Linked DNA regions of Mus musculus: region 2 is linked to region 1. The links are chromatin contacts, found by Hi-C or POLR2A ChIA-PET in ENCODE. All regions are on one chromosome and are shown on one strand. The core of a region is the stretch at or near the end of the contact, and the rest is flanking DNA. Distances in the headings are between cores, read along the strand shown. Region 1 holds the start of 4930481A15Rik (RIKEN cDNA 4930481A15 gene). Region 2 holds the start of Fibp (fibroblast growth factor (acidic) intracellular binding protein).

Evidence for each region. Hi-C counts contacts between places; a loop is a spot of excess contacts on that map. ChIA-PET counts read pairs that join two places held with the same protein, here RNA polymerase II (POLR2A).
Region 2: POLR2A ChIA-PET joins it to region 1 with 12 read pairs in Patski. The contact joins the promoter of Fibp here to the promoter of 4930481A15Rik in region 1. A Hi-C loop is called at or near these places in 1 of 37 maps with a recorded cell type or tissue (T-helper 17 cell). POLR2A ChIA-PET finds 5 or more read pairs at or near these places in 3 of 5 experiments (Patski and embryonic stem cell).

Annotation. Positions count from the first base shown.
Region 1 is chr19:5,405,456-5,411,768 of GRCm38, reverse strand. 4930481A15Rik (RIKEN cDNA 4930481A15 gene) reads right to left here and starts at 4,954. Exons shown (of 4, transcript NR_027938.2): 1 at 4,686-4,954.
Region 2 is chr19:5,458,394-5,464,249 of GRCm38, reverse strand. Fibp (fibroblast growth factor (acidic) intracellular binding protein) reads right to left here and starts at 3,643. Exons shown (of 10, transcript NM_021438.4): 1 at 3,472-3,643; 2 at 3,091-3,289; 3 at 2,734-2,860; 4 at 1,618-1,718; 5 at 946-1,079; 6 at 538-646; 7 at 400-463; 8 at 35-121. The coding sequence starts at 3,556.

The DNA.
Region 1 (6,313 bases), core at 3,705-6,204:
GAGCGTTTTGCCTGCACATGTGTCTGTCTGTGCACCACTTGCTAGCTTGGTGAACTGCCCTGCCCTGTGGGTGTTGGGAATCAAACCCAAGTCCTCTGTCTTCCGATAGAGCAGGCCAGTGTTCTTAACAGCTGATCTGTCTCTCTAGCCCCTTGCTGTCTTCTAGAATGACTTAAAATGATTTATCTTGGTTTGTGTGTTGTTGTTATTGTTGTTGTTGTTTTGAGACAGGGTCTCTCTACATAGTCCTGGCTGTCCTGAAACTCACTATATAGACCAGACTGCCTTTAACTTAGAGGTCCTCCTGCATTCTGGGATTAAGGGCATGGGCCATCATGCCCAACCTTGTCTTGTGGTCTTTTAGACTGAATTAAAACTACTGTCTGGCCTTGCTAAGTTAATTAAGCCTCCCATACAGGCTGGCTGCTCTTTGGGATCTGTCTTCTTTCAATCACTCAGCCTGTTTACTGAGCACCTACTTGGTGCACCTGCCCAGCTTCTGTTTCTGGAGGTGAGTCAGACACAGCTACTGTCCTGCCCGTATGACACATGGGTGGGACAGGGCTAATGAGCAGAGCTCAACAAATAGGCAACACTTAGTGCTTGGTGCCCAGTGCTGGGGAGAAAGCGACACCAGGACTGGAGTGAGAGAAACCTCCCAGCCCCACCTTTCATGCTGGGAACCAAGGGATGCTGTTGGTGGCGGACCCACGTGTCAGTTCCTGGGGTGAGGCAGTGGTCCCTGCTTCCAGCCGCAGGTTGCCCTTTACCTACCATCTAACTTGGTGTGCAGAGCTTGATTTCTTAGATTTGTTTTCTATACTCACCACACTTTCTTTGCAGCAAGGTCTCACTGTGTAGCACTGTCTGGCCTGGAACTTCCTAAGTTAACCAAGCAAGCTGGCCTCCACCAGCTGGCCTCTGTCTGCCTCCACCTTTCGGAGACTGTGGGGGGAAAAGCTACTCTGAACATTTCGCTGTTGGAGACCCTGCTTTGATCCTTGGTGTCTACACGCTGAAGTGGAACTACTAGATAACATGGGGTGGCAGTTTGAATGAGAATGGCCCCGAAGGCTCATAGATTTAAAAGACTTAGTTACCAAGTGGACTGTCTAGGCATGATTTGGAGTAGGGGTGTCAGTGGGGGTCCCTTGCTAACCCTAGTCTTGCATGTTCTCTCTGTGTGAGGATCAGGATACCAGCTCTCAGACAACACTCCAACACCATTCCTGCCATGGCCCCTGCCCTGACGGCCATGGACTGTGAGTACGTCTCTGAAACCATAAGCAGGCCCCCAATTAAATGCTCTTTTGACAGGTTACCTTGCTCATGATGTCTCTTCACAGAAATAGAACAGTAACGAACTCACATTAACTACTTAATTAATTGTATTTATCTTTATGTGTCTGGGTGTTTTCCTGCACGTATGTCTATAAAACAGATGTGTGCTGTGGAATAGGGCTCTGGATCCACTGGAACTTGGGTTACAAAAGGCTGTGAACTGCCACAGGCTGGGAAACAAACCCAGGTCCTTTGCAAGAGCAGACAGTGCTCCCAACCACTGTACCATCTCCCCAGTTTCTCCCTTACTCCCATTTTTTAAGACAGGTCTCTCATAGGTTGGGTTGGCTTCAAACTCACTATGTAGCCAAGGATGACCTTGAACTCCTGAAGCTCCTGCCACCTCCTCTTTGAATGCTGGCGTTACAGGGTGCACTTCCCTACCAGGCTGAGGGATCTCACTGCTGAGCCCCTCCCCCCATCCTGTGGATCTCCACGATTTTCTCTAAGGTTTGTCTTTACATTAGTTCCACACTGTCTGATGGCTGAAGCTTTTACCAAGACACTCTGTTCTTTTCTTTTCCTTTCTTTTCTTTTCTTTTCTTTTCTTGTCTTGTCTTGTCTTTTCCTTTCTTTCCTTTTCTTTTCTATAAAGATTTATTTATTTATTTATTTATTTATTTATTTATTTATTTAATGTATATGAGTACACTGCAGCTGTCTTCAGAAACACCAGAAGAGGGCATAGGATCCCATTACAGATGGTTGTGAGCCACCATGTGGTTGCTAGGAATTGAACTCAGGACCTCTGGAAGAGCAGTCAGTGCTCTTAACCGCTGAGTCATCGCTCCAGTCCTCACCAAGACTTTCAAATGGGAAACTGTAAAATATATTATCCAACCTTGTTTTGTTTCAAGATCGCCTATCCTGAGACCTTTGGACTTCCATATGAATTTGAAGGTCAGCTTATCAAGATTTGGAAAGACAGCTCAGGTACTGTTTTTTCCCCTTATATATGGTGTGTGTAGAGGGAGGTGCACACAGGTGTGGAGATCAGAACACCTTGAGAGTCAGCTCTCCCTATCTATCTGTTGGCTCCAGGGATGGAGTTTGAATCATCAGCCTTGTCTGCAAGTGCCTTCATCCACTGAGCCACCCCACCAGTCTGCCAGCCGAGGTTTTGGCAGGGACTTCTCAGCACAGCTGTTTTGTGGAGCTTGCTCCTCTCTGGGCTTGCTTTAGGGACAGATGGTTTTCATTACTGTTAAGAATTACATTTTTTTGCCTGATATGGTGGCACAAACCTTTAACCATCGCTTCAGAAGGAGTTCGAGGTCAGCCTGGTCTATATAACAAGTTCCAGGCTGGGCAGGGCTACACAGTGAGGCCGTGTCTGAAAGCACAGAAAGGAGCTGCCGAGCTGCCTGCAAGCTGTGCAGTGAGCTGCAGGTTTCCGCTTTGCTGGGGACCAGCTCTGTTACTGCAGCTCCTTTTCAGTGGCTTCTGCTCTTTTAAGTAACCCCTCACCCACACTGGGATCTTACTTTGGCACGGTGTTAGTTCTATCTGGGCTGAGAGGATGCTTCTTCTTATCGCCCCAGAAATGATGTCATACAACAACCCTGTGCCACAAAAAGGAAGGCGCGAAGCTGTGCATGTCATGGCGTACTTGTGAAAGTCCGAGGACTTGGATCTGTCTTCTTTTTCCATGTGGGTCCTTCTTCTTCCATGTAGAGATCAAAGTCAGGTCATCAAGCTTAGAAGCTCCCAGCCACATCCTAACTCTGCCTAGCTGGACTCTGTAATGAGCTCTCTACACGATGCCTTAGAGAACGGGGCCTAGGGAGCAAGTAAGGTTGCCAAGTTCACTTGTTAAGTTTTGTCCTTGTCTTGACCTCTCAGTGGCTCTTCTCACAGTTAGTCACTTCCCTTTTGTTGAAATACTGTTCCTTTGGCTGAGAGCCCTTACTTACCCAGCAGTCTTTGCTCTTTTGTTGTTGTTTTTGAAACAGGGTCTCTATATATAGTCCTGAGTGTGCTAGAACTCACACGGTAGACCAGGCTGGTCCTGAACTCACAACAGAGATCTGCCTGCCTCTGCTCTCACGTGCTAGGATTAAAGGTGTGCGCCACCTCAAAAGTCACAATCTCTGTGCTGGTCACTTTAGCCTGGTCTCCGTGACCTCTCCTGACCCCAAGGCATCCTGACTTCTGCTCTTCTCTCTCAGCACCCCTCAGCTCAAGTGTGTGACAGTCTCCCTGACGAGTGTCTTCTCTGGACCCACCCCCATCTGACTTCCCATTAGCAGCCAGTGTTGGAGTCTTCTAAAGTCACTAAAGAAATCTCTGCTAGCCTGGCATGAAGGCACACACCTTTAAGAAAATTTGAGGCTAGCCTGAGCTGCAGAGTAAGATAGTGGAGGTGACCCCCCTAAAACATAAAATAGGGGATAGTGAGGTGACTCAATGGGGAAAGTGCTCTCTGTGCAAGCCGGATGACATGAGTTCAATTCCCAGAACCCACATGAAAGTGGCAAGAGAGAACAAAGTTGACTTCTGACCCCACATACATGCTGTGGCAGTAGCCACCCCCTTCCTATCATGCACACACAATAACAATAAAAATAAATAGAACAAATGAATGAGTGATTTAAAATAAAGTGACTGGTTTTACGTCACCGTCAGATCTCTGAGCTTGACTCACTCTTACTTTGTGTTCGCCTCTCTGAACTTGATTTAGAACAACACAGTTGCTGCTCTCCTGGCCAGTGGAGCCCCTACCATCGAGCACAGAGGGAAGCGTCCTTCCTATCCTCACCCTCTACTCCAAACTCCTGCTCTCCTATTGTAAAGGGATGGGAGGAGAACGGTGGTAAAGGAGGAGTGGGCATGACTGGCTCCTCCAGGTGCTGGATAAAGCTACTCCAGCAAGATAAAGCTACTCCAGCAGGAAGAGATGCTCAGCAGATGGGAGAGTGTACCACAGATGGGAGAGTGTACCACAGATGGGAGAGTGTACCACAGATGGGAGAGTGTACCACAGATGGGAGAGTGTACCACAGATGGGAGAGTGTACCACAGAGGGTTCAGCTTCCAGGTCCCACATAGCGGCTCATAACGATCTGTAACTTCAGTTTCAGTGACCAGCGCCCTCTTCTGGACTCTCTGGGCATGTGGGGCACGGACATACACGCAAGCAAAACATCCTTACACATTTAAAGAGTTTAAACTACAAAAGCTGTTCTTATCTGTGGGTGCTGCCTGTGTTTTCTGGGACACCTTTCCAGATCGACCCCAACTTCAGCAAATGGTAGCCCCTATGTTTCGATGGCTCTGATTTTCTTCCCTCTGGCACACGCAGACCCATTCTATGGGGGCTCCCCTCACAGGATCCGTTTTTTTACCTTAGGGTTAGTCAGTCTCCACTGCCAGGCCATACGCTTGCTGGAGGTCACGGCACTACTGACGCCCTGGGCCACCACAACACCAGTGAGCCTCTTGAGCTTTCTTAGAGCACTTAGTACCAGATTTAGAATTAGAAGACAATTCACCAGTCAGGCGTGTGGTGCAGGCCTTTAGTCCCAGCACCCAGCAGGGGCAGGTGGATCTTTGAGTTTGAAGCCAGCCTGGTCTACAGAGTGAGTTCCAGTCCAGTCAAGGTTACATGTTGGGAGCCGCCCCCACATTCGCCGTCACAAGATGGCGCTGACATCCTGTGTTCTAAGTGGTAAACAAATAATCTGCGCATGTGCCAAGGGTATTTTACGACTACTTGTACTCTGCCTTTCCCGTGAACGTCAGCTCGGCCATGGGCTGCAGCCAATCAGGGAGTGATGCGTCCTAAGCGAAGGATAACTCCTCCTTAAAGGGGACGGGGTTTCGGCCATTCTCTCTTGCTCTGCGCGCCCGGCGCTCTGGCTCCTAAAGATGTAAACAATAGAGCGCGCTCTGCGCTTTGGCGCGCCGGAGCTCTGGCTCCTAAAGATGTAAGATTGGGGTGGCTTTCGCTTTTGGGGCTGGGGGTTTGCGCTCCTGGCTCCTGAAGATGTAAGCAATAAAGTTTTGCCGCAGAAGATTCTGGTTTGTTGTGTTCTTTCCTGGCCGGTCGTGAGAACGCGAATAAGAGTTACACAGTGAAATCATGTCTTGAAAAAAAAAACAAACATAAAAAAGGAGGAGGAGGAGGAGGAGGAGGAAGAGGAGGAGGACAGGAAGAGGGAAAGAAGACAGTTTAGTAGCTTCAGGTTTGAGATCTCAGCAGGATACCAGCTGTTTCCAAACTGATGTCATTACCAACTCACTCTCTCAAAATTTACCCTAGAGGCTGGCAAGACACCTCAGCGGGTAAAGGAGCCACGAAACATAACGTCAACCTAAGCTTGACAGCTGAGACTCACACGGCAGAAGGGGAGAACTGACTATAAGTTATCCTCCCAGTGGTCACATGCATCCCAGACCACACACCCCAGCCTATCCACAAATAGATAAATAAGTGTAAAAGTCTAAGAAATCTACCCTTGCACCGGGAGCACGTTTCAGGAGGCAGGGTGCGTGCCTGGGATGCAAGAAGCCTTGAGTTAAGGGTCCAGCACCAAATAAACCAGGCACAGTGGCGAGCACTGTAATCTCCACGCTAGGGAGGTGGAGGCAGGAGGATCAGAAGTTGAAGTTTATCCTTGTCTGTATAGCAAGTTCAAAGCTAGCCTGGGCTACATTAGACTCTTTCTTAGATAGATAGATAGATAGATAGATAGATAGATAGATAGATAGATAGATAGATAGAATCCAATTTGAATCCATTCATACTTCTGACAAGGATGAGGGTCAAAAGTGGCAGAGTGTGGATCAGGCTGGGGCTGGAGAGACAGCTCAGAGGATAAGAGCACTGGCTGCTCTTCCAGAGGATTTCGGTTGGGTTCCCAGCACCCACATGGAGGCTCACAACTGTAACTCCTTTCCAGATCCAGTGTTCTCTTCTGACCTCAGCAGGCACTGAATTCATGTGATATACATACAGATATACTTGTGGGTA
Region 2 (5,856 bases), core at 2,394-4,893, 54 kb before region 1:
CTGGGGACCAGGGGGTGGGGACAGGACTGCTCACCTTCTCCACGAGGTCCACAAATAGGTCTCTGACATCCTTATTGTGGGTCAGCTTGGCAGCCACGTTCACCAGCCCCCGAGACAGATTCTGTGGGGCAAGGATCTCGGGAGTTCTGTCTTCTGCTCCAGATGCGGAGGCTGCGCACTGAGGCGGAAGGAGGGCCAGGCCCCTCCCCAAGTTCATCCACCTCCCTCAGACAATCAAGTCCCTTTTGTTATGAGCTTGGGACCCCCTCAAGGGCAGACAGGGAGAGCAGCAGTGCCACCTGCTGGTCACCTTCAGGAATGAGCAGAGCTGCCTGGCAGGGGTAGCGCACAGGAGGCTCTTGACACTTTAGGGGGAAGGGTCTGCACAGGGCAACGGACCTTGAAGTTGGTTTCCATCTCAGAGAAGACACCCAGCTTTCCCCGGAGGGCAGTGCACACCAGGCTGTAGGAAGATGCAGTTATGTCTCTAGCCGACTAAGAGTATTTTATCCCTGGTCTCACGGACCCCACAGTCACCTCTTATGCAGGTCCAGGAGGTCCTTGTCAGCCACGAGAACCTTGAGCTCCTTCAAGTCTTGGAGAAACTCCTTATCTAAGTCCACATCCATGTCGTCCACCTGAGAGTCTGCGAAGGCCATGAAAGACGTTGTGGGTGCATGAAAGACCATCTTGGGAGGTGAACCCTCTTCACCACTACCTCACTGGAGTCTCAGAGATGGAAAGAGGAATGTCATGCCCCAGGCCACGCAGTGGTGAACCCTTGGCCTGCAGGCAGGTGTGCGTGGAGCCAGGGGACTATCCGTAGAGGTGGTCTGGGGCTGAGGGCGCTGTGGAAGCTATCTATACGCTAGGACAAACTGACAGCAGGGAACCAGTCCCCAAGGGGGTAGGGAGTCCAGGCACCTGGGTCAGTGGGGGCCTCACCGACGGCTCCAAGGGTCCAGTTCTGGATCATAAGCTCTGCACAGAAGGCAAAGTCCCCAAAGCTCAGGTACTGCAGCTTTTTCTTTCCTGTTTCAAAGCGGTTGTTGGCAAAAAAGACGATGGCTGCGTAATCCCTGCAGACAGGGACAGTGGCTCTCTTAGGACCAGAAATCCCTTTTTCTGCTTCACACAGCAGTGTCTGATGAGTAAGCTTACACAGAACCATGCTTGAAGAAACTCTTTATTGTTTTAAATCCCTCTTAGCAGGTAGCTCCCACCTGCAGTCTTGGTTCAACATTTTAGCTCTGGTGTGTTTCTGCTCTAACTCACCAAGGGACCAACCACGGACCATTTCCTTACCAACCTCCCACCTCTACGAGGAGTTCCTAAGGAGTACAGCGGAAGGCCACACTGCATCACTGGGCACTTCTTCAATGCTTTACAAATGCCTTACGCTTGGCAATTTGATGCAGTTTACAGGTCACTAACAGAATAATCATTCCTCCAGAAGAGCGGAGGGGAAAGGGTTAGGAGAGGGAAGGCGTACAGGCTAAGGGCCCAGGAAACCTCGAGTAGGAAGGGAGGCGGCGGCCCTCACCTGGCTAACCGGTCAGAGAGGAGGTGGCAGCCCTCACCTGGCTAACCGGTCAGAGAGGAGGCGGCGACCCTCACCTGGCTAACCGGTCAGAGAGGAGGAAGTGCTGCTGGATGTTGTCCACCAGGGAGCCCCGCATTTCTTCCACCACCTTGAAGACTCGTTTAAAGTTGTCAAACTGTCCGGCAATTACAGAACACTGGTCAGGAGACGTTCATGAGCGAGCTGCTATGGGATCTCTCCCTCCTGTCCTCCTATCTGGTGGGCAGGTACTAATTTAGCACTAACACTTCAACAAATGACTAGGTTTTTGTTGTTTGTTTCGAGACAGGGTTTCTCTGTGTAGCCCTGGCTGTCCTGGAACTCACTCTGTAGACCAGGCTGGCCTCGAACTCAGAAATCCACCTGCCTCTGCCTCCTGAGTGCTGGGATTAAAAGCATGCGCCAGCACCCCTGGCATGACTAGGTATTAATAACTACCATCATTTGACAATGTTTGCCAGCCTTTGGCATTTTTCCTTAAAAGAATGCTTACTTATTCCTGTCCTTAAGTTCAATTTAGCATCACGACCGTCAATCTCTGGCTCTTCAAGAGCCTGAATTAGAACGGATTCTCCTGAGTAACTTGGAGTGAACCAAGCAGCATACACACACGAACTCATTCTAGACACAAAGGAAAGGCACTCAAGGCCTATAAAGGTTGTAGCAAGAGCCCAGACCCATACCCATAGCCATCTGCGCCCAGTTTACACCCTGGTACTTCTCCCTTAAAGACAAGGCATGAATGCTACCAAAACGGCTCATGGATAAGGTAGGATCTAGCTCCCTTGTCGATTTCAAGGGATAGATGTGGCCAAGAACAGCATCTTCTAGGCAGGAGTACCATGAACAAAAACAAACTTGGGGCTCAAGAAATGTTAAGTCCAGAGAGGTCTATAGTGACCCAACCTGAGTCTGAAGGTCGAGGACAGTGGGAGCCAATGAAAATCTATAAGCAAAGGAAAGCCACGGTCAGACTGAGCCTAAGCCTGGTCCGCCTGGCCAGAGGGGAGGTGGAGGGAGGAGAGGGTTTATATGAAGAAGGAACTGGTTCCACAATCATGGGCTAGACCACGGGCTAGAGGTGGGGCTAGAGTAGTAAGAAGGATCCAGAGGTGGGCTAGACAGGTAGTGGTGTTATGTGTAGAACCCACCTGCCTCCGGCAGCTCTTGAGAGTAATTCCTGTTTTGGTGCTGATGTCATCCAGGTCTTTCTTGGTACCCTTGGACAGCTTCTTGCCCAAGACCTCCCGAACAAAGGCCTCATCAAAGGTGTAGTACCTTGTGGAGGCACAGGTCATTATTGGTGATCCATTAGGGAAGGAGAAGGGAGTTTGGAATTGGTTTCTCTTGTTCTCAATTTTCTAATTTCCTGAGTTCACCCCATCTACCCCTGTGTATATCCCAATACCCTCCCCCCAGACTCAGCTTCAGTCTACAAAATGGGTATAAGTCAGATTGACTGACATCCCTGCCAGTACCCACCCCCGTCCCCCACCCCTGGTGAGCACCTCTCGATGAGGAGTGTCTGTCGGGAGGGAGGAATCTGGAAGATGAGCTGGTGCAGCAGCTTCGGCGGCGCGTGCAGCAGACGCTCAAGCATGTGAAAGGTGCGGTAGTGGTCCATGGTGTCGCTCTGCAGCACTCCTGTGGTGGCTCCCGTCTGCTCCAAGATTCCGGAGCGTACTCGCAGAGCCACTGCATCGTTCACTGAGGAGTGGGCGCTACCATAAGACCCTAGAGGCCCTCCAGGGGTTCCACCTCCACCTCCAATCCTTACACTTCCCCGACTTCCCGCAGTCTGTCCACTTCCCTAAACCAAGCCTAAATCCTAGCCACGCCCCCTCTTCCCGATCCCCAACAACAGCTTCCCGGGAGGGCGGCTCACAGACCTGAGTAACCATCCAGCCAGAGGCGATACACGTCTTCATCTATAAGGGTCGTGTTCCCCACGAAAATGTCTAGTTCGCTGGTCATGACGATGCCCGGGCCGGGTTCGCCCGAAGCTGGAGCTTGTACGGGCCCCGGCCGGGCGAGTAGCCGCAGAGCGACTTCCGGGAGTTCGGAGATTTTGCTCCGGGCACCCGGAGCTGATGAAGGACCACTTCCGGGACGGAGCTAGTGAGACACCGCTCAGCTCTGTGAACGGTTTTTCGGAAGATGTCGGGATAGTCTTCTCTCAGTCTACCCTGTCTTGCAGATTCTCCCGTTAACCCCTTCTGTCACTCCCATCTTCTCAGTTTTCTCAGAGCCTCCCAGTTTTGACCTGTATCCTAAATTAGAATGTTTCCAAGGTTCTATCGTAGCGATTGCTAGGTGTATGTGGCCCTTACTTCCATTGTCCATAAGACAGACAGATGACCATTTTTCTTGTTCCCGGAGTGTATTTATTTTTATTGTTTTGAATAATGTGTATGTGGGGAGAGGGTGTGTACGTGTGAGTGCAAATGTTCTTTGAGACCTGAGGTATCAGGTCCCCTGGAGTTAAATTTACAGGCAAATATGAGTTAGTTGCACATATGGTTGTGGTTCCTTGCTTGTAACCACTTAGCTTTCTCTCCAGCCCCAGTTTTTCACCACATACTACACCCACACACAAGCTAGTGACTTCACTTAAAGTCTTTCAGAGCTCTGCCTGGAAGTAGGTATCTGCAGGGGCACCCATCTAGTAAGGCTGTCTTCTTTGTCTTTTCATGAGGCAGTAAAAGATTTACACAGGAGCCACCAAGCCTGAGTTCGTTCTCCTGCACCCATACTGTGTAAGGAAAGAACCAGCTCCAGGTTTTGTTTTGTTTGTTTGTTAAGACAAGGTCTTACTTTGTAGTCCAGGCTAGTCTAAATTGGCAGCAGTCTTTGATCTTCAACCTCCCAAGCATTGAGATTACAGGATAGGAACCACCAGTATACCTAGTCCTTATCACCTGATCTCTACATATGTATGCACTGTTGTATAATACATAAATATAGCTTACTGGCTATAATTACTAATAAAATTAACCCTGTATAACCTTTAATCCCAGCACTTGGAAGGCAGGCAGATATCTGAATTGGAGGTTAGCCTGGTCTACAGAGTGAGTTTCAGGACAGCCAGGGCTACACAGAGAAATCCTGTCTCGAAAAATGGGGGAAAATGAGTTCTACAAAAGCCAGTTCATCTCAGTGCACTTGCGGGTTGCTACCTAGAGACAGGGGGAGGAGGTCCTGGAGGAGGTCCTGGTTTATAAGACCAGGTCTCCCACTCCACTTCTGGTCCCTAGGCGGAGCACATTTTAGGGTTTCTAGACAGATCCCTCTCAGCTCCAGTCTGTTTCCCTGTACTCTTATCTCCGTGGCAGCCTCAGCACCCATCTCGTTCTAGAAACCTGGGCTATCTCCCAAATTTCTCTCTTCAGGCATTCAGAGCTGTTGATGTGCCTGCTGAGTGCCTCTCTCTGCGGCTTACTCCCCGCCCCACTGACTCAGTGCCAGCCTAGTTCTGCACAGCTCTCTGTTCACTGACACAGTGTTATTCATCTACAGTGCACTCTGCCACCAGAATCCACCCCACACAGCACACGTGGAGACTTCTTTGGCGGGGACAGAGTTGGGGACAAAGTCTCCTACAGATCAGGTCTTGAATTTGCTGTGGGGAGGATGACCTTGAATTCCTGAGGCTCCTGCAGCTCCCTTCCAAGTGCTGGGATTACTGGCAAATACCAACACAACTGGCTTCAGAAAAGTCTTTTTAAAATGTATATTTTCTTGACTGTGGTGGTTCATGCTTGTAATTCCTACACAGAGGCCAGAGAATCTCCGTGAATTGGAGGCCAACCTGGTCTACTTTCAGGCTCTCCAGGATTACATACCCTGTCTCAAAACATTTTGAAATGTTATTTCCCTCTTTAAAATTCTACCTGGCCTTTGTCAAGCCTCTAGCCCAGAACTGCAGGTCCTTAAGAACTCGACATCTATCCGCCATTGAAGTCTACTTCCCTTTCCAACTTCAACCTCTCAAGCACTGGGATTGCAGGATAGGAGCCACCAATATACCCTGCTCTTCAAAGCCTCCTCATCTTACCACTTCCCATATACCCACGCTTACCAGACTCTCAGAACTAGCCTCGCTTAATCCTAAAGGAGCTAGACTCTCCAGGGCAGCAGTGACTCTTCCCACACTTCTTGCTTCTTTCACATACTCTTTCTCTCTTGGCAGTCTTGTATTTTGTGTTTTGATGACAGGGTCTCTCTACATAGTCCTATCTGTCCTGGAACTCCCTGCTGGCATCTTATGCATCTTT